Linked DNA regions of Mus musculus: all the other regions are linked to region 4. A link is a loop called in an ENCODE intact Hi-C map of the cell type or tissue named here. Cell type or tissue: left cerebral cortex. All regions are shown on one strand.

Region 1 (4,000 bases), 430 kb before region 4:
CCCATTCCCTCGAAAAGATGACCCCACCATGCCATGAGCCTGCTTTCTGTACCTGGTCCTCTATGACTCAGAGAGCAGAAACCTGAGAGCTTCATAGAGGAACCTCCAAGATTTACTCACCCTCCTCTTGTCCTTTCTCAAGTCCTGACATGATGTTTCTAGTGGCTTCTTCTCTAGTCCCTGAGCTTGACAATTGCCTTTGAAAGAGAATGTCCCCTTAAGAAATTTTTATCACCTTTTTGTTCTGTGTAACTAAGGGAAACAAATTCCCTATAGCTTTTACATTCTCAAGGGGGAGCTCTCTCCTCTTCTCCCTTTCCCTTTGGCAGGTATACTAGAACCCCCATCCTTGGAGTGGCAGCCTTGGTCCAAGGGGCTGGCAACTGTCCATGGAAGGCCCAGCGTTACTCCTTGGTGATCTTGACCACCCTGCAAGACTTTCTAGGGCCGGGACCTTCTTGAGAAGCTTGTAAGGGGTGGTAGGTTTCTTTCTGCAACCACTACCCAGTTTTCCACTGAGCCCTGGAGTTCTGGACCTACCTGCATTGCCACTCGGGCCCTAGTACCATCATTGCTGTGAAAGCCCAGGAACTGTGTTTCACAAGGTGACTCCAGTGACATGATCCAGAGAGGCAGAGAACATAGCCTCCGGAAGTTGAGGCTGTGCCCAACAAGCACACCGGAAGAAAGAAGAAACTATAACTTCTTTCTCCTTCCCCCCTGCTCCAGAGAGTGCTGGCAATAAAGATATTCTAGCAATTGGTGACTCACCCTAGAAGGTAGGGACAAGTGAAGGACTGGGATCCTTTTTGCAGTATGTTCCTTGACTCGCCACATGGAGGCAAAGATAGTGGCTGGTCAAGATGCCAGGACTACTCCAGCTTCCCATCATGTCCGCTCAACCAACAAGCAGGTTTCCTACCAAGAGGTCTCTCGTGTGATAGTTTAGGGAGTATGAAGTTTCTAACTCTAAAGAATCCTGTTGGTGAGGATGATTATTTAAGCAATGATGGGGAGTTGAGGGTTGTTGCTAAAACAGGCATTGCTGGGAATCTATTTGATGAAGAACAGGACTTGATGTAAGGGGACTCGATGTTCAGCTCTTGTGAGTATGAACGTTTTCTTTGAGCTAATGGTGATGTGGTATGCAGAGGTACCAGGGGCCATGGGGGTGTGTGTGCTTCCTGTCACTAGAATGTTTTTAGTTTTAGATGACTCCCTATTTTATTCCCTCACCCCTTGTATTTCCCTTGCTGTCTTCTCAAAACCCCTTTCCTCCCCCAGTTTTGCCTGACCATGGGCCAGAGCTTATGTCTTATTTTTTTTCTAGAAGTTGAGAGACAGAGCTTCAAGTGGTTTCCCCCCGTCTCTGTCTTGTAGTGAGATGTAGTATTTACTCTTAACATAGGATCCTGTGGAACAGGTGTTCTGAGAAGACTGAATTTTGCTGTTAGCTGTTGTCAATGATGATTCTCTAAAGTAGTGGGCTCCAGAGCTCCCTAACACAGTGAAATGTGTAAGAGCCGAGAGGGGAGATACTAGAATTTTTTCCTTCATCATTAAAGGTGTTTTGGCCAAGTTTTTTGTGTGTTTCTCCTTATTTTATGACTAAATAGCCAGATGGGGTGTGATGTTGGCATTCCCGAATTCAGAGATTCTCTTCCCACCCTTTTCTCCTGCCAAAGCTGAACATATGGTGTAAAAATACTTAACTTCCTCAGTCAGCCTCATTCCCAAACAACCTCCAATGGATGTCATTTCACTGGGGGGGGGGGGGGAGGTTTTTAAAAACAGATTCTGTTTTTCAAAAGATATTTGCCCAGTGTACAGGCAATGTCTAGGTTTTCCTTTAGGAATTTTTTTTTAACCACTTCCTACCAAAACACAACTGTTGTGTGTGTGTTGTTTTGTTTGAGTTTGGAGGCTGCTCATCAGTCTTTCCCAGACCTCAAGCAGCCTACTGACAACAGTGGATCTGTAGATCAAGATAATAGTACTTTATGATGTTTGAGATCCAACATTGTAATCAGAGATGGAAAAAAGGTTCTACCAGTAAAGCAAGATCTGGCTATTAAGCATGCAGACAAAGGGCTGGAGAGATGGCTCAGCAGTTAAGAGCCCTGGCTCACTGGCTGCTCTTCCAGAAGACCCAGGTTCAATTCCCAGTACCCAAGTAGTGAGTCATAACTATCTGCTACCTCCATTTCCAGGAGATATGATGCCCTCTTCTGGCTTCTGTGGGTATCACGCACATGCGTCATACAAGTACACATTCAAGCAGACACAAACATACGAAATAAAATAACTTTTTTTTTTTTTTTTTTTTTTGGTTTTTCGAGACAGGGTTTCTCTGTGTAGTCCTGGCTGTCCTGGAACTCACACTGTAGACCAGGCTGGCCTCGAACTCAGAAATCCGCCTGCCTCTGCCTCTCGAGTGCTGGGATTAAAGGTGTGCACCACCACGCCCGGCTACGAAATAAAATAACTTTTAAAGACAATAATGCAAGCTGGGTGATGGTGGTACACATCTTTAATTCCAGCACTGGGAAGGCACAGGCAGGTGGATCTCTTCTGAGATTGAGGCTAGCCTGGTCTACAAGTAGTAGTTCCAGGATAGCCAGAGCTATGTAGAAAAACATCTTCTTGAAAAATAATAATATAAATTAGTAATAGTGTGAAGAAAAGAGCTAGGGGTGTAGCTCTTGGTAGATTATTTTCTTAGTATGCACGAAAGAAGTCTAAGTTATGCTCAGTGATGTAGTGAATCAGAGATCAGCTTGGGATACATGAGAACCTCTGTGTGCATGTGCATGTGTGTGAAGAGAGAGTGGCAGGGTCTCTTTAGGTAGGTCTTACTGGCCTCAAACTCACAAAAATTCACCTGCCTCTCCCTCCCAAGTGCTGGTTCAAAGCCTTGAGCCACAATGGCCAGCAGAGAAACTTGTCTTTTTTTTTTTTTTTCAATTGTATGTGCATTGATATTGATGTTTTGCCTGAATGTATATCTATGTAGGTCCTGGCGTTACATACAGTTGCAAGCCATTATGTGAGTGCTGGGAATTGAATCCAGATCCTTTGGAAGAGCAGTCAGTACTCTTAACTGCTGAGCCACCTCCAGTGTCAAGAACTGTATCTCTAAAATTATATATACATATATGTGTGTGTGAGGTGGTATTTAATAAATAATTTCCTTTTTTGTTTTGTTTCAAAACAGGGTTTCTTTTTGTAGCCCTGGCTGTCCTGGAACTACAGGCTTGCCCCAAACTCAGATCCCCCCAAGCTCTGGGGTTGAAGGTGTGCGCCACCACCACCCAGCATTTTCCCCCTTTATAAGATCATCACATCACTAAACCATCATGCTAAAAGAACATAACTGGCTTTAAAAGATAAAAGCACGCTCTTGAAGCTCTCACCTTCCTTACTCTCGTCTCTAGCCCTCCTCTCCCCACCCCACCCCCAATGCGGCCATGGATGGCCTCCCTCTTTCTACCTTCTTTTCCCTACCTCCCTACAATAAAGCTCTAAAACCATAAAGAAAGAAAAAAAAAAGATAAAAGCACAATGTCTCAAGCTCAGATTCAGACAGGCACAGTGGCTCACCTACAGCACTGGGAAACAGGCAGGAGGGTCAAGAATCTAAAGTTATCCTTGGCTGTATATGGAGTTGATGACCAACCTGGACATACATACGAGACAACTCAAAAAGAAATTAAGTAACAACAACAACAACAAAAACCCAGGTCCAGTTGGGTGGGGTGATAGAGGATTGCATTCCTGGTATGCAGGAGTGGGAGTCGCAGGAATGGAAGGCTAGCCTTGGACCACATACACTCTATAAAAGAACTAGATCCTGAGACTCCAGTCTTTGGTGGTGAGGTGCTGTTCTGCTACTTCTGACAGGAGGCTCCCAGAAAGACAGAGGTGAGTAAGTGTATTCTTTACTCTGCTAAGAAAACAGAGCTATCTGATTCTAGATGTTCCTATCAGAGGAGTGCAGGAG
Region 2 (4,000 bases), 130 kb before region 4:
AGGAAGACCAGAAGACTGGGTGCCGGCAGAAGCTAGGAGGAGGAACCTGGAGGGCTTCTGGCTGGCTGGCCCTGGTCTGAGAGGAGCTAGTACCATTTGGATAACAGGAGTATGGCTAGCCCTCCACATTTGTTTATCCAGGGGCACAGCCCAACGCGAGTGGAAGAGGGGTATACTATGATGGCCTCCCACATTGTGTGTGTGTGTGTGTGTGTGTGTGTGTGTGTGTGGTGGCGGCGGCGGTTCTGGACTAGGTGTTTAAAACATCATTTGGGGGAGGAAGTCTGTATTTATCATACAAGTTGGCAGATGAAGGGATGCAAGTTTTGAGGACAGCAAATAAGAAGGCTGGAATACCCCAAGATCACAATAGGAAGAAGGGATGGGTTTCAAGGATACAGGCTGCTAAGTGGGGTGACTCTACTGCCAAAAGCCAGGGCTCATCTTTCCTCCAATCGCTCTGTCTTGTTTTAGCACCTCCGCACCTGTTGCCTTCATTAGCAGCTTTTCTTCTTCCTCCTTCCAATCCTCAGAACCAAAGAATGTGAAGGGGGTCCATGGAGGTGAGTGAAGTTCTGTCCTTGACCTGCAAAGTGCCTTCAGCGGGACACCCTCTCCTGCCTCCTTTTTTGTTTCTTTGTTTTTTAAACTTCGTATTATAGTAGCATACGTTATTAACTTGGCCCCGGTGTCCAACTTCCACTCATCCCACAGTTTCTGGAGGTGAGAGGTATCAAGGTACCTAGGTTAGGTCCCAATCTCCCAACCTCCATACACACTCTTCTTACTGTTCTTCGTGCCTTTGCATTTTTCTACATTCTACAGGGTGGTCTTTTCCACCCTGTCCTCTACGTGCATCTTTCCCCACAGGGCTCACGTCCCCGCATCCTGGTCGGCCACCTAGAGCCTTCCCCACCAGCCTTCGACGGCGAGCTGGATCTGCAGCGCTACTCCAACGGACCAGGTGTCAGTGGGACTCCAGGACCCGGCTCGCCTGGGATGGGAGCAGTGGGTTGGTCTGAGACTCGTGCAGGCGAACGGCGCTTCCCTTGTCCTGTGTGCGGAAAGCGCTTCCGATTCAATTCCATCTTGGCTTTGCACCTGAGAGCCCACCCGGGCGCCCAAGCCTTCCAGTGCCCACATTGCGGCCACCGCGCAGCGCAGCGGGCTCTGCTGCGCTCACACCTCCGAACGCACCAGCCGGAGCGTCCACGCAGCCCTGCTGCACGGCTGTTGCTGGAGTTGGAGGAACGCGCCCTGCTTCGCGAAGCCCGACTCGGGAGAGCCAGAAGCTCAGGCGGCATGCAGTCCAGCCCTGCCGCAGAGGGCCTGGCTCGCCCTCAGGTCCCTTCCTCATCTGCCTTCCGTTGCCCTTTCTGCAAAGGCAAGTTTCGCACCTCAGCGGAGCGGGAACGCCACCTGCATATCCTGCACAGGCCCTGGAAGTGCAGCTTGTGCAGTTTTGGCTCCAGCCAGGAGGAGGAGTTGCTGCACCACAGTCTGACGGCCCACGGGGCTTCCGAGCGCCCCCTGGCGGCTACATCTACGCCTGAACCCCCGCCTCCACCCCAGCAAGAACCCAGATCTGCCCTTGAGCCTGAGCCTGAGCCTGAACCTAGGCCAGAGCCTGACCGGGAGGCAAACCCTGCCCCAACTCCTGCACCTCCGGAGGAGCCCCCTGCGCCACCTGAATTCCGTTGCCAGGTGTGCGGCCAGAGCTTTACACAGTCCTGGTTTCTCAAGGGTCACATGCGCAAGCACAAGGCCTCCTTTGATCATGCGTGCCCCGTATGTGGTCGCTGCTTCAAGGAGCCCTGGTTCCTTAAGAACCACATGAAGGTGCACACCAGCAAGCTGGGTCCTTTGCGTGCTCCAGGCCCTGGCTCTGCACCTGCCAGGGCCCCTCAGCCTCCCGACCTGAGCCTACTGGCATATGAGCCACTGGGCCCTGCACTCCTCCTGGCCCCAGCACCCGCTCCGGCTGAGCGCCGAGAGCCCCCAAGCCTCTTAGGCTACCTGAGTGTACGAGCTGGGGAAGTACGACCCAATGGTGAGGGTGCTGACCCTGGAGGTGGCCGAAGCTATGGAGGGTTCCGCCCACTGCCTTCAGCTCTTCCCAACCGGGCTCGGCGACACCGTACAGAGGAACCAGAAGAGGAAGAAGAAGTGGTGGAGGCTGAAGAGGAGAGCTGGGCCCGAGGCAGGTCGCTGGGCTCTCTGACTTCCCTGCACCCCAACCCAGGTGAGGGGTCAGGACAGCCTGCACCTGCCGCGGGGACCCAGGCGAGATCCACGGCCACCCAAGGTATGTACACACTATTTTCTTGGGGGGTTGTGGCATTTGGTCCTCGAAACTTTGTCCCACACGCCTTTTCAGAAGACTTGCTTCGATTTCTCCTGGGCTTCTGTCCCCGTACTCCCTCTTTCTTTCTTTCTTTCTTTCTTTCTTTCTTTCTTTCTTTCTTTCTTTCTTTCTTTCTTTCTTTCTTTCTTTCTTTCTTCCTTCCTTCCTTCCTTCCTTCCTTCCTTCCTTCCTTTCTTTCTTTCTTTCTTTCTTTCTTTCTTTCTTTCTTTCTTTCTTTCTTTCTTTCTTTCTTTCTTTCTTTCTCCTGGGCTTCTGTCCCCGTACTCCCTTTTTCTTTCTTTCTTTCTTTCTTTCTTTCTTTCTTTCTTTCTTTCTTTCTTTCTTTCTTTCTTTCTTTCTTTCTTTCTTTCTTTTTTTTTTTTTTTTTTGAGACAGGGTTTCTCTGTGTAGCCCTGGCTGTCCTGGAACTCACTCTGTAGACCAGGCTGGCCTTGAACTCAGAAATTCACCTGCCTCTGCCTCCCAAGTGCTGTGATTAAAGGTGTGCGCCACCACGCCCGGCTCCCTTTTTCTTACTGGAAGTTTTGTGGTTTCCTAAGGGTATTAACTCTTTAACAAATCTATGTTCCCCCAAACCTCTTTCCTTTTGAGCCCAAAGGGATGGTGGGTATAATGGGTACCTGATTGGGACAAGGCAGCGAGACCCTATATCTTCCTTTTAACGTGTTGCAGAAGAAAACGGGCTGCTGGTTGGAGGGACACGATCTGAAGCGGGCCGTGGGGCCACTGGCAAGGACTGCCCCTTCTGTGGAAAATCTTTCCGCTCGGCGCATCACTTAAAAGTGCATCTCCGTGTGCACACAGGTGAGGGAGGCTTTCTGCATAGGGGAGGGTCTAGGAGGAAGAAAGGTAAGAGCAGCCAGAAGGCTGGAGGTTCTGCTGGCCACCCTTCAGGTTGGAAAGATCATCTAAATCACCTCGCGGGGAGTCAGCGTTTGCTCCTTGGGATGAAGTTTGTAAATTGAGCAAAATACATGTGGGTGTGCGAGTGGTAGTGATCCCGTGACCTACTCTTCCCAGGTGAGCGTCCCTACAAGTGTCCACACTGCGACTATGCAGGTACCCAGTCGGGCTCGCTCAAGTATCACCTTCAGCGTCACCACCGAGAGCAGAGGAGCAGTGCGGGTCCTGGGCCTCCCCCAGAACCCCCGCCACCTTCCCAGCGGGGCTCACTGCAGCCGCAGTCAGGAGCCAAGCCAACTCAGGCCTCAGCCACCTGGGTAGAGGGCACTGCAAGTACCCGGCCTCCTTCGAGCAGCACCGGACCAGGGTCCCGTAGGAAGCCTGCTAGCCCTGGGAGGACCCTGCGAAACGGGCGAGGTGGTGAAGCCGAACCCCTGGACCTGTCCCTACGGGCGGGCCCGGGAGGTGAGGCCGGGGCAGGGGGTGCCCTTCACCGCTGCCTCTTCTGCCCCTTTGCCACTGGAGCTCCTGAGCTCATGGCCTTGCATCTGCAAGTACACCATAGCCGTCGTGCTCGGGGCCGCCGGCAGCCCCGAGCCGACACGTCTCCAACCTATGTCCGGGCACCATCAGGAGAGACCCCTCCCAGTCCTCCACTAGAAGAGGAGGGCAGCCCAGGGCTGTCTAGATCCGGAGAGGCAGGTCTTGGGGGGCAAGAACGGTAGGGAGCCC
Region 3 (4,000 bases), 220 kb before region 4:
CTGGCTGTCCTGGAACTCACTCTGTAGACCAGACTGGCCTGTAACTCAGAAATCCGCCTGCCTCTGCCTCCCAAGTGCTGGGATTAAAGGCGTGTGCCACCATGCCCGGCTGTAAATCATTTTTAAGAAAGATTTATTATTATAAACTAGTATGCTGTAGCAGGGCGTTTGATCTCATTACAGATGGCTGTGAGCCACCATGTGGTTGCTGGGACTTGAACTGAGGACCTACAGAAGAGCAGTCAGTGCTTTTACCGGCCAAACCATCTCACCAGCCCATAAATCATTTGTTTACACACCCATCTTCCCTCCTTTGTATTTCTGGAACCTGATGGCCTAAAGCTAGTCTTGTTCTTCCTTTCCTTCATGTCATTTTCCCCAAGTCTCTTAGAATCTGCCCAGTCTTGAAACACAGCCCACGGGAAAGACACAGTCACCGCCTGTGTCAGAGTCAGGAGGATCACTGTGAGTTGGATGCCAGCCCGGTCTACTTATAGACTGCATAGTGCAACCCTGCCAAATAAATAGCATAAAAACAAAGCGAACTTCCTGCTTGCTAGTCCGGTTTGGATTCAGGCGCACCTCCCCCACCAAAGCAAACTACTTTACAGAACTGCTTCGCCTCGGTTTAGGAGCTCCGTCGGAGATTATTGCTTGTTTGTTTCTAACACCAGGGAAGTAAAAACACAAGGATCCTGGAGTTCAATGGCCAGCAAGCCTAACCAAATCTTAACTGGGTTCCCTTTTCATGCAGGCAGGCGGTTGTGTACTCCTTTAATCCCAGCCATAGGAGACAGAGACAGTTGGATCTCTGTGAGTTGGAGGCCAGTCTTGGCTATAGAGCAAGTTCCAAAACAGTCAGGGCTACCCAGAGAAACCCTGTCTTGGAAAAGCAATAAACAACGGTAACAAAGCTCATCCCAAGAAGGGCTCAGTGGCACACTGGAATTCTGAACACCCAGTGTAGTCACCAGCTGCCTAATAAAGAATTTGTCCTGGCTTAAACTCATGTTTGAACAGTCTTGTCGTCTGACTCTCTGACAGCTTTGGCTAGCTTGGATAAGGCTGGTCTTGAACTCAAAGATCTGCCTGCCCCTTTCTCCAATGCTGGGATTAAAGACCTGGGCCACTACACCTAGCTTTGTGTTTTGCTTTAATAAAAATGCTAATAATGATGATAATAGATTTAGGGCCACTGGGATGGCTCAGTGGGTAGAGGTTCCTGCAGCCAAACCTGCTGACCCTAGTTCAATCCTTAGGACTCACTTGTAAAGGGTGAACCAATCAGCGCAGGTTTTCTTTTGTTTACTAGTGTACCTTCCAAAATAAACAATTAAATGTAAACTAGGAGCTGGGCACGGTGGCTCAAAGCTTTGATCCCAGTACTTAAGAGGCAGTCAGATCTCTAATTTAAGGTCAGCCTACAAAGTGAGTTCCGGGACAGTCAGGAGGGCTACACAGAGAAACCCAGTCTGGGAAAAGAAGAGAAAAGAAAAGAGAAGAGAAAAATAAGCCGGGTGCAGTGGCACACGTCTTTAATCCTAGCACTCAGGAGGTAGAGGCAGGTGGATTTCTGAGTTCGAGGCCAGCCTGGTCTACAAAGTGAGTTCCAGGACAGCCAAGGCCACAGAGAGAAACCCCGTCTCGTCTCAGGGGGAAGAGAGAGAGAGAGAGAGAGAGAGAGAGAGAGAGAGAGAGGGAGAGAGAGAGAGAGAGAGGGAGAGAGAGAGAGAGAGAGAGAGAGAGAGAGAGAGAGAGAGAGAGAGAGAGAGAGAGAGAGAGAGAAATAGAAGCTTTCCCTAACAGCAACACACAGATCTCCACTCTTTCTCTATTTGTCTCTTACTTTGTTGTACTGGGGATTGGACTAAGGACCTTGGGTGTGTTAAGCAAGCTCCCGATCACTGAGTCTTGTTTAATTTGTAAAAAGAGTCCTGTGTATGATGTGTGTGCCTGGTGCCCAGAGGCCAGAGGAGGGTGTTGGAACCTCCAGGAACTGGAGTTATACGATGAGCCCTTTTGTGGGTGCTGTAAATTGAACCTCTGTCTTTTGGAAGAGCAGCAGTTGTTGTTAACTGCTAAGCCATCTTTCTGGCTCCCCAATTATCTGTCTGTCTGTCTGTCTGTCAATCTACCTACCTACTTATATTTATTGTTTTTTCAAGATAGAGTTTCACTCTATAGCTCTAGCTGTCCTGAAACTTGACCAGGCTGGCTTGCACTTGAAACACTACCTAGCCCAAACTTTTCTTTTTAAAAATAAGATGTAAAATTGGGAACACATAAACTCGTTGGACTGGTTTACATAAAATAAATCTTTTGAAAATGACAAAGGCTAGGCAGGAGAGATGGCTCAGAGGTTAAGAGGACTGACTGCTCTTCCAAAGGTCCTGATCGTAACCACATGGTGGCTCACAACCATCTGTAGTGGGATCGGATGCCCTCTTCTGGTGTGTCTGAAGACAGCTACAGTGTACTCATATAAAAACAGTAAATAAATCTTTTTCTTAAAAAAAAAAAAAAAAGAAAAAAAAGGAAAGAAAGAAAAAGGCAAAGGTTTAAAGATCTAAAGATTAAAAAAAATCAGGAAATTTTTCTGGGATACAATCTCCTTTTCTCCGTAAGCTATATATACATTTCAGTGTATTTAATGTTCCTACAGTATAACCAGAGCTTTAGTGGCAGACCAAACCTGAGGGGATTAAGTAGTCTATTCTAGAAAGTGGGAAATTGAGGTGGCTGGCCATTGGGTTTGCAGACTGTGTGGCGACTTGGGACAAGGAAGCGGGTTTATAGGAGGTCGGGTAATTGCTCCTGCAGGAGAGAACTACAGAACCCAGTTGGTTTGGAGGGGGAGCTGTTCACTGAGAAGGCCATGTCCTCCCAACAGCTTATAGAATCTGGCAGAAAGAAGGGATCTGAATTTGATAATAACTGCAGAGCTAGTAGACGGCCTAGAGATAACTCTCCTCCCTTCTCAGAAGCTTGTTTGCGTTTCCCTTTTCCTAGGCCTGGGGCTAGGGCAGGCCGTTTGCACCCGCTACCAGACTCCACCCAGGCTCTCCCACCCCCGCGCCGCGGAAATGCGGTGATCTGGCCGGACCTGGGAGCTCTCAGAAGCACTGATAGGACGATGCGGCCGTCAGTCAGATCCGCCGGATACCCGGATGAGAAGCTGTGCGCGATACAAAGGCGAAAATTCCACCCAGCTTTCCGTCTGGTACATTGACCAATAACCATCCGTCAGTCACTAAGTGGCATGAAGCTGAACCAATTACTAACTAGCCTCTGTTACGCATGTGGAAATTCTCGCAATTAGCCCAACCCACCTCGGATTATGATTGGACGGAATTGTGAGGAGCGGTAGCGCTCGCTAATTAGGAGCGGGAGCGAGAAAAGTCACAGCCAATAGGAACGCCTCCAGGAACGAGGCGGGGGCTGGACTTTCGCCTCGGCGGCAGAGGAGCTCGGGGGCCATTTTGTGAGGAGACGGAGAGCGAACGGTCGTGTGGTTCTTCGCTGTTGTAGCTCCGGCGTCTCGGCGTAGACTCGCAGTAGGAGAGGCGGTCTCTTCTCTCTCTCCTTCCTTTTGGTAAGCGAAGGGGGCGAGTGCAGGGGAGGCCCTGGGCTGCTGGGCCCCGCCAGCGTGTGTAAGGGGGAAACCGGCCTCGCGGCAGAAGCCGAGGCCGCGTTTGTTCCCGTGCGGTGGGGACTTGGGTCTCATGCGGGAGGCAACAGGGCCTCGGCCTTGGCGCGGAGTCAACCTAGTGACCTCCAGGCCACGGTGCGTACGAAAATACCCTGTCTGCGCGCTCGGGTTTAACGGCTACTTTGATTTTCTTTGCCCATCAGGGATTCCAAGGGGGGACCAAGAAAGCGAAGAACGAAATGCTTGTTGATGTAATTGTCGGGGATATCTTACGGATTCCGTTATCACTTCCGAAGATAGACGCTGGGTGGGGGTAGGGGAGCGATAACATGGTGGTGTCGGACTGGAAGC
Region 4 (4,000 bases):
AACTGTGCGGCGTCAGCCAGTGCTTGCGGCAGCTGGACGTGCGGAAGATGCAGGATGCCGGGATGCTTTCGATGGGGCTTCTTCCCCAGGAAATCCGACCCGTTGTCTACCTGGGACACACCGGGCACAAGGGCGGCGTATGCCTGCAGACAGCGAAAGAAACAGAATGGTTGCAGGTGCTTGCTGCCCGAGGCATCGCCGAGGTCGCTCCTCCTCCGAGAGATGTCTCTGGAAACCCAGTTCTCCGCCAGCAGAGGAAGATGCACTTACTCGGGACTGGGGTCCTCGAAGGCTGCGGCAGGATCTGCAGAACAGCAGCAGAAATCTCGGTGTCCTGGCGGTGGCCATGGCTTCAGGACACACCGGAAACGGAAGTACACATGCCTGTAACCCTCAGCCCAAGCAGCTAAGAGCATCTTCCGTGGAACTTCGACCCGGACGGTATCAACTAATGAGAAGAGGGAGTATTTGCTAACAGCCAATAAGCGACCTTATGTACCTTATGTACGTCTCTGCGAAGAAGGCCGTTCGTGGGAGGGGCTTAGCCTTCAGAAGGGGCGTGGTCTCAATGCTGAGCGTGGCTGCGGGCGAGACCAACCCGGCTTGGGCGTGTTTTGTGATGGGGAGGGATCAGTCTCACGGGTTAGGGGGGGCTAGTGGGGTAGGAGGGAGAGGGGTTGGGGGAGTAGGGAGATGGGGGCGGCGTGGAGGGGGAAGCAGTCTCACTGGGGTGGGGAGATAGAAGGGGACGTGGGGGGGTGGTAGGGAGTGGGACTTGGGAGGACAGAGGCGGGGGCAGGGCTGGGCGGGGGTGGGGGCAGGAGTGGGGCTGAGAGTGGGGTAGGCAGGTGAAAAGGAAAGTGTGGACTTTCTTTGTTTTCATTTGGTGCTGTAGAATTCTGAACCGTGGCTAGTTTCCCTTTGTGAGACGGGACAAGACCATAACAAAAATCAGATTTAGGCAGTCAACGATGAGCGCTAATAACTATTACAGTTTGCAAATTAATAAATATAAAAATTAGCTTACTTTTTTTTCACATTTGTTGTCTGCGAGTTTGCTCCAGGTTTTCTATCAAGAGCTTCCCACGTAGCACACCGAATTCCCGCCATCTTATTTCCACAAACATCTGTTGCTAACTTAATTTTTCACGTGGTTAATTTACCCAAGTTCATGAACTTAATAGGTGATAGCTGAATTAAGTGCTAGGGAGTCGAAAGTCAGAGTTACATTTTTAAACAATGCACCGTACTGGGTATTGTTGGTCCTTGAAATGCAAATGGAGAATTTTAAGCTAAATGTTCGAAGGGTTAATCAGTGTGTGTGTGGGGAAACAACAACAACAACAACAAAACCCCCCAAAACCTGGGGCTGGAGAGATGGCTCAGCGGTTAAGAGCACTGATTGCTCTTCTAGAGGTTCTGAGTTTAAATCCTAGCAATCACATGGTGGCTCACAACCATCTGTAAGGGGATTTGATGCCCTCTTCTGGCCTGTGGATGTATATGCAGCAGAGCACTCATACATCTTTAAAAAAAAAAAAAAAAAAGACTCATGGACCTGTAAATTCTTGGGTCCCGGCAGCAGTACTTTACCCAGCTGTGGTTTCCTCTTTAGCCTCTTGGGGGCAGAAGTTAGCTGACAGGACGAAGAGTACTCTATAGTCTTCAGTCCAATTAGAAAAGTTACAGGACCATATATGGGTATCTGTGTGAGCTGGATTCTTAGATGCTTGGTTTGTCTTATGTGGGTAGTAGAGGTTTGATTTTATCCAATGACTCTCTGGAGACTCGAGGGAGTGTGTATGTACGACAGCTGTGGAAAAGGTGTTACCTACTGCAGTCTTTTGAAAGTTTGCTTCGCCCTCCCCCCTTCCTCCCCCTCCCCTCCCACTCCCGCGCGCGCGCGCACAGACACAGACACACACACACACACACACACACACACACACACACACACACACACACACACACACACACACACACACACACACATAGAGCCCTGGTTGGCTGGCCTGGAACTCAATATGTAGATCCACCAACCTCTGTCACTCAAGTGGTTAGTTTGAAGGCCTGTGCCACCAATGCCCAGCCTATACTTTGCAGTTGTTATACTTTATTATTATTTTTCATGTTAAATTACTGGCTTGTGCTGAAACAATAAAATATCTCTGCCACTTACAGATCTGCCCTGATAGATTGATTGGGTTGATGTTGTTGTTGTTTTTGTGGGCAGGTGTCAGAGTATAGGATATGTATAACCTTCTAGGGTCTGGCATTTGGTGGTCAGTTGATTCTGGAGCAGTGACAGTTGATGCCTTTAAAGCCTTGTTATAATGATTAAATGTGATAATGTCTGGATCAAAGTAAACCGACAAACTTATGTTACTATTTTTATATGTACTTTGGCAATTCGAAGAGACATGACTTTATATTTAAATTGTTATACTTCATCCATATCATTTAAAAAAAGCCAGACATGAAAGAACAACAGTTTGGATGCCACATGAGACTGAACGCTGAGGAATGGGACGAAATCAGAGACTTGATGGTGTCTGTGAAGGACATTCCTTTGTTCCCTGTCAAACTGATAATAGAGACGTGCCTTCCTTTTTTCCTGCTAATGGCCTAATAGACATCCTTCCTTTTCATTGGGAATGTAACATCTCAAGAGCTGACGGTGGTGGTTTGAATGAGACGGAGCCTCACAGGTGGTTTGAATTCCTTGATCCCAGTTGGTGGAACTTTGGGAAGGATTGGGAGGTGTGGCTTTGTTGTAAGAAGTGTGTCACTAGGGGTGGGCTTTGAGGTTTCAGAACTCTGGACTCATTCTCACTGTGCTTCCTGCCTTCTGCTTGCAGTTCCAGATGTGAGCTCTCAGCTGTTCCTGATACACTGCTGCTCCAAAAGCATTGCCTCTAATCATTTGGAATCACTGGCCCCCAATTAAACATTTTCTCTTATAAATTGCTAGTCATGGCGATTTACCACAGCAACAGAACAGTAACTAATACACTGATTTAGACCTATTTTTTTTTTTTTGAGACAGAATTTTACAACGTATCCCATGTTGGCTTTCAACTCACAGTCATGCCTCTGTCTCTGGGGTTCTGGGGTTCTAGGCAATGCTGCCGTGGTCTATTTTGTTTTTGATTGTTTTGAGACTTTACTATGTGATGCTGTAGATGTTTAAAAATCTCAAATTGGAGATTTTGGTCATTTAGTTCCCAGATAAAAGACGCTCAACCTTTATATTTATTATAAATTAATAAGCCTTAATCAGCACGAGAGCTGGGCAGACATCTACTCTCTCTGCTAGAATCTACTTCCCCATCAATAACCCGAATTATAACTTGTCATGTTTCATCTGGGCAGCTCTTAGTTCCAACTGGCCAGCCCTCATGGCTATGTTTTCATGATTCACCAACCTCATTGCATTTTCTCCTCTTAGACCCTCTTGGTTCTCTTCCATCCCCAAGCTTGGGAACCAAAAGCCCTATCTCTCTTCTGTCCAGCTAATAGGCTGTTGGCATCTTTATTTAACCAATAGTTTTAAATTAAAGAGCAAGGTCACATTTTATGTGTGGATCGTCTTGTCCCTGGGGGCAACCAGGTCTTGGATGCCAGTATTCAGCGTTACAATACGTAGCAAAAGACCAAACCTCAACAATGTAGGTCTGGCTGGTCTGGAACTTGGTATGTAGACCAGGCTGGCCTCGAACTTACAGAGATCCATGTGCCTCTGGCTCTCACGTACTAGAGTTAAGGGTATGAGCTCTCATGCCTGGTATTGTCACTCTGTTCTTAGTTCCAAGTTTTGTTTAGCATAACTAAATACAATGAAACCCTGCATTGTCCTCCTCCTTCTCATGCATCAGGATGTCCATCAGACATAGGCTTTCCAGATTGCACTGGACAGTTAGTATTGACATGCTGGAGACTGATCACTTTCTGCTCTTGTGCTCAGCGTGGGTGGAGCGATAGATACATTGCTCAGCAGGCC
Region 5 (4,000 bases), 140 kb before region 4:
TAGGTCTCCTGTTGGTCTCTTAAATACAAGAATCTTGACAATGTTCACATCTTCCTTATGTCCATCTAGGGCATTGCATTTCAAGGCAGGGAGGAGTGATTTTGATCCTTTGGGGGCTAGCCAGCAAAGTTTGGAAAACATATCTGGTTGTCATAGTAGTAGGGAGGTCAAGTAGATATTGGTCAGTAATGAAGGGCAGGACAGAGCAGTCTTCCACAACAAAAACTGGTATGATCCAAATACCAAAAATGTCAAAATGAGTGTGGTCGGTTGAATAGGTCTGGCACCCATAGATACATGTGTGTGAAGGCTCAGGCATAGGAAGTGGCACTATTTGGAGGTGCTCCCTTATTGGAGGAGGTGTAACCTTGTTAGAGGAAGTTTGTCACTGTGGATGTGGGGCTTTGTGGTCTTAAATGCTCAAGCTATGCCCAGTGTGAAATACAAAAATCTAGTCTCCTTCTGCTGCCTTCAGATCCAGATGTAGAACTCTCAGCTCTTTCTCCAGTACCATGTTTATCTGGATGCTGCCATGCTTCCCACCATGATGATAATGGATTAAACCTCTGCATCCACAAACCAGCCCCAATTACATGTTTTCTTTTATAAAAGTTGTCTTGGTTATGATGTTTCTTCACAGCAATGAAACCCTAACGAATGAGAAGAAACTCTGTTTTTGGAATACCAGTCATCTTACATTATAGTCTTGCCTGGGCTCAGTCATTCAGATTAGAGAGCATGGGTGTATCAACTAAAAATTATCGAACTGGAGAGATGACTCAGCAGCTAAGAGCAGTTGTTGCTCTCTCAGAGGAGCTGGCTTCAGTTCTATTCCCACAATCATCCACATAGCAGTTCACAAACATCCATAATTCCAGTTCCAAGGGATCTGAAGGATTCTTCTGACCTCAGGCACCAGGCACACATACATACTCACAGGCAAAACAGTCACATAAAATAAATTTTAAAATGAAAAAAAATATCACCTATAATATACATGTATTGATGTACATATGTATTATATATGTATATACTACAAGAGGCTGGAGAGGTTAAAAGTACTTGCTGTTCTTACAGAAGATCTGAGACAGACAGGTGGATTTCTGTGAGTTTGAGGCCAGCTTGACCTATATACAGACTTCTAGGTCAGCCAGTATTACACAGTAGGACCACATCTTGAAAAAAACAACTCACTACATGTGATGATGCACACTTGTAATTCCAGCACTCAGGAGACAGAGACGGGATGATCACTGTAAACTTGAGGATAACCTGGTCTTCAGATTAAGTTTTGGGCCAGCCACTGGCTTTTTAAACTACAGATGTTATACGAATATTGTGATAACGAAAAATAGCACCAACCAAAAATGCTTTCCCACCTTCAGAAACAATCACCCTGCAGTCCAGTTTAGGGCAGTCTCCTAGTCCTTGGAGACCTTAATCACGCGTTTGCAGACCCCTTTGTATTAACTGGCACTACGGACCACACCACTGCCATCCTGCTCAGTGCATCAACTGGATATGGAATCTGCAGTAGTTGGGCCAGTCCAGATAGAGGTCATGGTATAGAGCAACAGTAAGCAGGCCTTAGACAAGAAAATGGCACCAGACACTACACGGCAGGCCCATGGCGTCCAGACACCACACGGATTATCTCTCACTAAGATGAGGAGAATCGTACTTCTAGGCGAATTAACTAGGCCAAGCAGGCAGGTCCACCTCCCGTTGTTGCTGGGCTCCAGGCCAGGAATGTATAACAGACTGGAGGCCTAGTGGAGTCTGATGCCTCCTGTACCGCCCTCCGTCCAGGTCAGGTTTCCCGGATGTTCAATGACGCATGCGATGGGGGGCGGGGTTGGGGAAGTCTGGTGAGACTTCACAAAGTGGAGAGGAGATTCTTTGCTCTAACCAAGCTACTTTCTAGTGCCATTTCTAGAAGGAAGACTTTTGTGATACCTCAACCCGGACAAGAGGCCACGAGGTGGCAGCAGAGGACTCAGCCTGAAACTTAAACCCCCGAGCCAAAAAAGCAGGTCGAGAAACGGAAGAGAACTCACTTGGGAGATATCGTCAGTTGTAGTCAAAGTCAGAATAAATGACTGAATTTCAAAGAAACGAGAGTAATATTCATCAGAATGGGGTTTCCCCGCCCCAACTCTCACAGGCTTAAGTTGCAAAGGAAGTCGTCCAACTTGAACTGTCTCTTCTAAGAGAATAGAAGGGGTCGTGACCTTTAAAAAGTGACGTCAGCAGGAGCCTTGTCACAATCTCTTTTTGTTAAGTTCTAATTGAAATAAAATGGGTGACCTCCATAGAGGCTGCCAGATCGGTGCAGAATGGGTCAGATGGCGTGGTCACTAGGAGCATGGTAGCCATGCAGAATTCTAGAGTAGCCAGGGACTCTGGCCCAGTCAGGGTGGCGAGGGTAGTCATGAGAAACAGAGAAGACTCCCTTTTGGCTTGTAGCATGCAAAAGGTAACAGACAGAGGAGGAGCCTGAAGCAATCTCCTGATTTATATGCTAATGTACCTGCCTTTCCACATTCCCTTACCAACCCCACTCCCAGCTGACCATCAAAACTCTCTTCCAGTATTGCAAAATATCCCCCCCCACCCCCACCCCCCCGCAGGCAAACTGACCTTTTCCTGGAAAGCAATGTCTAGAGGGGTAGTTTCATGTTTAACCCCTCCAACACAGGTGTGTTTCACCAGAGCTACAGAAACCGCACTGTACATCCCAACCCCCCAATTCTTCTAGTTGTTTTCTGGTTTTTCAAAACAATTGAGTTTTCCTGTGTAGCCCCAGAGGTCCTAGAGTTAGCTCTGTAGACCAGGCTGGCCTTGAACTCAGAGTGATCCTCCTGCCTCTGCCTTCTGAGAGCCAGGATTCAACCCAAATTTTTGCCATCTATTTGCATAATGCAGAACTTGACACTTCAGTCTACTGAACTATAGGCTGAATCTGACCCTTGAATTAAAAAAAACATTTTTTTTATTATTAATACTTAAAATAAGAGTGTTCTAAATTTCTGACTTCTATTCAAATCCGGAAACCATGGCACTACCGGAGCCAGAGCTGCCCACGGCAGTAGCTGGTGGAGTTGAGGACAGACATCCATTTAGCAGTGTGTACTGCTGAGTTCCCAGCAGTTCTCACTTCACAGGCAATCTAGTTCACTCACTTACACCATTATCTGCCTTCTTAGACAATTTATTTTCCACCTCTCAAGGGCCTCATCATTTTAGAGGTCTTGTGCATGACTCTATTTTCGCCATATGATTCAGTAAGATAAGCAGAAGAAGCATGGTGTAATGGCCATGCAAATGAAGTGTAGTTCAGACAGATCTTATGCGCTCAAGCAACAGAGCCAGAATCTAGGTCTCCTGACGCCTGGTCTTGTTTTTCTCCCACTAAGAATTTCACACGGAAGCTCACTGAACTAAACAAGGAGAAATAGGCATGGTTGCTAGTAGACAAATCCCAACTGCGGAGCCATTCAAGCTTCACCACAAATTTCCAACCTTTTCCTTAAATTGTTTGCTCCCCCTCATATTCTATAGTATCTTCCCCAGGAAACTGAGTGAGGCTTTACGACTTAATTTGGCCAACCAATTGTGATGGAAGTTAACATGTATCCATTTGGCGAGCAGCACTGCAGAATTCATAAACAATTCTTCACACTTAGTTCACGATGTAGTGGGGGAGGCAAACTTATGGTGACACAGTAGGGTCTTCATACAGTAAGGCTCAGTCAAGCATGGTGAGTGGCACGTGCCTTTAACTCCAGCACTTACAGGCATGTGGATCAAGGTCTACATGGCAAGTTCCAGGCAGGCAAAGATACATGTGAGACCCTGCCTTTTAGAAAAGAAAAGAAAAGAAAAGAAAAGAAAAGAAAAGAAAAGAAAAGGAAAGAAAAGAAAAGGAAAAAAAATTGAGCCTCCAGCATCTTAGGATCTTAATAATTTACAATGAACAAAGGCCCTTGTCGGTTATTCT
Region 6 (4,000 bases), 400 kb before region 4:
AGAAAGAAAGAAAGAAAGAAAGAAAGAGAGAGAGAGAGAGAGAGAGAGAGAAAGAAAGAAAGAAAGAAAGAAAGAAAGAAAGAAGAGAGAGAGAGAGAAAGAGAGAAAGAAAGAGAGAAAGAAAGAAAGAAAGAAAGAAAGAAGAGAGAGAGAGAGAGAGAGAGAGAGAGAGAAAGAAAGAAAGAAAGAAAGAAAGAGGAAAAGAAAAAGGAAAGAAAAGAAAAAAAAACACCAAAAAACCAAACCAAACCAAACCAAAACAAAAAACAAAAAGCAAAAGCAACTAGCAATCACTCACTGTCAATCATCTCTCAACCATAACAATGTTCCCACAGGATAAACCGACACAACAGCAATGGATAACTACTTTTGGTGCAAACAACCGTGCAAATGAATTCACAGCACTTTGGGAGGTAGTATATAATCCTCAAAAGATGGACCAAGGCTCAAGTTCTCAAAAAAAAAATGGTAAAATTTCATACACTGCAGCTTTGACTTTCGCTTGCTCAAATAAGTTTTATGCTTTCTAATAGGAAAATCTGTCAACCAAAAGTTTTCCTGAATATCTTACAGCAGTGGCTCTCAACGTTCCTAATGCTGCATGGACCCTTTATTATGGTTCCTCATATTATGGTGACCCCCAACCATAAAATTATTTTCGCTGCTATTTCACAAATATAAGTTTGCTACTGTTATGAATCACAAAGTATCTGTTTTCCTATGGTCTTAGGTGACCCTTGTGGAAGGTCTTAGAACATCCAACAACCATTACTTCTACTTCACGCCATCTTTAAAAACCAAACCAAACCAAACCAAACCAAACCCTGTTATTATAGTCATTTGACAACTGGAATCCAAAGGTGACATAGTCAGTCTGTGATCACTGGGAAACAGGTGCACTCTACCCCCTTCTATGTTCTCTGGCAGCTATTTCTTTCCCTCTGTCGTTCTTTAGCCAAGCAAACAGATGCCACATCAGTAGGATGAACCACTTTTATCAGAAAAGACATTTCAAATAAAAGAGCCCCCTATAGAATTCAAGAAATAACAACTGTCCGAAGTTATTCCCTGCTGGATAAACAACTTTCTTTATCTCGATTTCTTTACTGAAAAAATTTTTTTTCTTTCTTGCTGTCTCCCAAGATTGTTAGTTATTTCACCCCCAACCAAAGAACAATTCCTTTCGTTCTTCCTATTCAGAACAGAAACTCCTCAAACAAGCCGTCTCTTCAACATCCTGGTTTCCTCATGACAGCCGCTTTCGGTTCTCCCCCACCCCCACCCCCTCCACAGTCCTTAGAGGAGCTCGAAGCCTCGGCCACTGTCCCCTCCAGCTCCCGCCAGCCCCCGCGCTCACCCCCACCGTCCTTCCCTAACCGCTGCCTAGGCCCTCCGGCGCCCCAGCATCAGCAGCTTTTGCTCACCTCGGCTCCTGACAGGAAAGGGTGCGAGGGCCCAGTGATCGTCAGGTAATTGTCATTTCCTCCGGGAAACTGTAAACCAAAAGAAAGCCGCGGTGGGTGAGTGAGCGGAGCAGTGGCGTGCTGAGACCCCAGCCCTCCCGAGCCCCCCTGGCTCCTCGCTGCCCTGCATTCCCGCTTCCGCTTCCCCTAGTCGGCCGCGAACCCTCATCAGCCCTCAAAGACTCGGCACCCACCTCCATCTTCACAGCACCACTACCAGCGACTCAGCGTCTCCGCGTCCGCATCGCTCCCACCGCCCCCACTAGGTTCCGAGCGCGTCACTTCCTCAAGGAGAAAGCGTCGCTCTCCGATGATTGGACCGAGTCAGGGACGCAACCAGTCTCGATCCCAGCTGCCCGAAGGGTCGCTGTCGCCCCCTGGAGCTTGGTGGGATAATGGCATGTAGAAGAGCACTGGGTGGCCCTAGAGGCGGCGTCCGGTACAGCCGATCCAGCGAAGATTTCTGGGGGAGAGCAATAGAGACGCAGCTTGAGCTAGAAGGGCTGGAGCGGAGGCAAATAAGGAGACCCGTAGATTGAGTGGCTAGAGAGGTCGGAGGTAAGTGGCTGTAGAAATCGGGAGGACCCGGAACACAGACGCCTCGGGACCATGACTTACGCTTATCTCTTCAAGTACATCATCATCGGAGACACAGGTAACCCGCCGACGGACCGCCTTCGGAGTTGGGGCGGGGATCCTACCTCCAAAATCGGCTTGGGGGCGGGGCGGGGTGAGCGGAGTTGCGCGGAGGGGGCGGGGCGAGCCCCGGGGGCGGGGCTCTGCCCCTGCCTTAGACCCTGTTCCCTGTCTGGGAGCCAGCGGCTTCCCGGGTGACGTGCGTCTAGTGAACACCGTTCTTTCGCAGGTGTGGGGAAGTCATGTCTCCTCCTTCAGTTTACCGACAAGCGGTTCCAGCCCGTGCACGACCTCACAATAGGTAAGCTATCCCCTCGTTCCAGAACAGCTAAAAGCTAGCTGCCAGAACTGCTAAAGGAGAAAGTTACAGTCTCAGTATTCTAAATAAAAAGTTACTTCTCGGCCGGGCGTGGTAGCTCGCGCCTTTAATCCCAGCACTCGGGAGGCAGGTGGATTTCAGAGTTCGAGGCCAGCCTGGTCTACAAAGTGAGTTCCAGGACATCCAGGGCTACACAGAGAAACCCTGTCTTGAAAAACCAAAAAAAGTTACTTCTCGCTACCTTGGTCTGAAATCATGGTATATGAAAAATGATAAAAGCTGGTAAGTGGAGGATAAATGATTGAAAGGTAACTTTAGAGATGGATGTAAGATACTAGTTGCCGTAGGATTTTTTTTTCTTCCAATGCAACTTGTATGTTTATGGAAAAATCCCACGGAAACATGACTGCTTATTAAACATCTCATCTGTATTTTGTTATTAACTACCAGCTTCACATGTTTTTCAACATAAACACCAACATAGGATTCTTTTAAGTCTGGAGAGGTAAAAGCCAATGTACGGACATTGCAGTTCTTCCTGCACAGACACCTCCTCTAATCTCTTCACCTTCTCTTCTTTTAGGAGCAAATAGCCTCAGATTCATTATATAACCCACACTGGACACAAACTCCCAGAGATCCTCCTGCATTAGACTCTCCCCCCCCCACCCCCTCGGGACAGGGTTTCTCTCTGTGTGGCCCTGGCTGTCCTGGAACTCACTCTGTAGGACAGGCTGGCTTCAAAAATCAGAAATCCGCCTGCCTCTGCCTCCCAAGTGCTGGGATTAAAGGCGTGCGCCACCACTCCCAGCCTCACGGACTTTCGTAATAAGTTTGTTTTTGCGCCGAGACTGGCTTTAAGCTTCCTGGGTAACCTGACCATGATTTTGACTTGATCGTCCTAAATGCTGGGATTAGATATGCACCACTATACTCAGCCTGTTTTTTAGTTTCTTACTCATTGAAATTACATTCTTATTGTTCTGAGAGAAAAAAAAAGTTGACAGTGATTTTTTTTTTCCAAAAAAATATCTTTTTGATTTTTGTTGAGGTAATAGGTATTCAGAACAGGTATTTCATATAGCACCTTAAAGTAAAAATATTTATATAGAGTATGAATTCCTCATGCTATGTACAAAATACTATTTTGAAAATAGAAAAGGGGATGAATTGTCTGCTTATGATGCAGTGGGGTTTTTGTTTTTTTGAAATATTGTCCTTGAAAGAGATGAATTTTGCCTAGAAATAGAAAAGTGTCAAAAGCTCTATCAGTTCGTCAGTTTCCATACTGCTTTAAGAGAGGCTATTACCAATGTACTCTGGAAATTATTGGTGATTGAAGGTATTTTGTCCTTGAAGACCTGTTCCTTAGGCAGCTTCTTTAATTGCCAATGAAAACAGTTTTAGAATTGCAGTTTAAGAAGTGCTGCTTCATACACAGAACTAGTCAGTACTCTGAGACACTGTCGCGAAATGCTATCAATGGGCTGGAGAGCTGACTCAGCAGTTAAGAGCACCGACTGCTCTCCCAAGAACAAGGGTTCAATTCCCAGCACCCATCATCCTCTGTCACTCAAGTTCC

Evidence for each region. A loop is a pair of places that touch in the nucleus more often than their neighbours do. Peaks named below come from ENCODE experiments on the same cell type or tissue, not always from the same donor. Only the 100,000 strongest peaks of a DNase experiment are listed, where the experiment ranks them.
Region 1: it touches region 4 in a loop (3-fold over the local background); 10 of 42 quality-filtered maps call a loop at or near these places.
Region 2: a loop joins it to region 4, with 2.8 times the contacts of the local background. A loop is called at or near these places in 8 of 42 quality-filtered maps.
Region 3: it touches region 4 in a loop (2.9-fold over the local background); 3 of 42 quality-filtered maps call a loop at or near these places.
Region 5: a loop joins it to region 4, with 3.0 times the contacts of the local background. A loop is called at or near these places in 6 of 42 quality-filtered maps.
Region 6: it touches region 4 in a loop (2.9-fold over the local background); 2 of 42 quality-filtered maps call a loop at or near these places.

The regions. Positions count from the first base shown.
Region 1 is chr14:52,308,759-52,312,758 of GRCm38, reverse strand. It overlaps Sall2 (spalt like transcription factor 2), which reads left to right. Exons shown (of 2, transcript NM_001244916.1): 2 at 1-1,582. The coding sequence ends at 37. Among named protein-coding and RNA genes, the nearest start is that of Sall2, 5.6 kb to the left of the region's middle. In left cerebral cortex, CTCF peaks have their summits at 827 and 2,232 (motif pointing left); DNase peaks (open chromatin) are centred at 829 and 1,636.
Region 2 is chr14:52,006,533-52,010,532 of GRCm38, reverse strand. It overlaps Zfp219 (zinc finger protein 219), which reads left to right. Exons shown (of 5, transcript NM_027248.2): 2 at 475-563; 3 at 871-2,305; 4 at 3,038-3,169; 5 at 3,386-4,000. The coding sequence starts at 558. The coding sequence ends at 3,993. Among named protein-coding and RNA genes, the nearest start is that of Tmem253, 8.3 kb to the left of the region's middle. In left cerebral cortex, a CTCF peak has its summit at 1,513 (motif pointing left); a DNase peak (open chromatin) is centred at 1,485; H3K4me3 peaks cover 376 bases; H3K27ac peaks cover 958 bases.
Region 3 is chr14:52,103,481-52,107,480 of GRCm38, reverse strand. It overlaps Hnrnpc (heterogeneous nuclear ribonucleoprotein C), which reads left to right and starts at 3,460. Exons shown (of 9, transcript NM_001170981.2): 1 at 3,460-3,592. It also overlaps a transcript of Rpgrip1 not described here. In left cerebral cortex, a CTCF peak has its summit at 2,426 (motif pointing left); DNase peaks (open chromatin) are centred at 494, 2,365, 3,224 and 3,900; H3K4me3 peaks cover 1,145 bases; H3K27ac peaks cover 1,690 bases.
Region 4 is chr14:51,881,294-51,885,293 of GRCm38, reverse strand. Mettl17 (methyltransferase like 17) reads right to left here and starts at 452. Exons shown (of 14, transcript NM_001029990.1): 1 at 271-452; 2 at 1-143. The coding sequence starts at 348. In left cerebral cortex, CTCF peaks have their summits at 358 and 1,578 (motif pointing right); DNase peaks (open chromatin) are centred at 458, 1,021 and 1,533; H3K4me3 peaks cover 1,454 bases; H3K27ac peaks cover 481 bases.
Region 5 is chr14:52,021,105-52,025,104 of GRCm38, reverse strand. It overlaps a transcript of Zfp219 not described here. Among named protein-coding and RNA genes, the nearest start is that of Zfp219, 2.4 kb to the right of the region's middle. In left cerebral cortex, a CTCF peak has its summit at 1,980 (motif pointing right); DNase peaks (open chromatin) are centred at 1,954, 2,258, 3,403, 3,703 and 1 more place; H3K4me3 peaks cover 842 bases; H3K27ac peaks cover 848 bases.
Region 6 is chr14:52,277,314-52,281,313 of GRCm38, reverse strand. It overlaps Rab2b (RAB2B, member RAS oncogene family), which reads left to right and starts at 1,919. Exons shown (of 8, transcript NM_172601.3): 1 at 1,919-2,118; 2 at 2,329-2,400. The coding sequence starts at 2,073. It overlaps Tox4 (TOX high mobility group box family member 4), which reads right to left and starts at 2,168. Exons shown (of 10, transcript NM_023434.3): 1 at 2,082-2,168; 2 at 1,658-1,926; 3 at 1,425-1,493. The coding sequence starts at 1,663. In left cerebral cortex, a CTCF peak has its summit at 1,857 (motif pointing left); a DNase peak (open chromatin) is centred at 1,846; H3K4me3 peaks cover 2,175 bases; H3K27ac peaks cover 1,155 bases.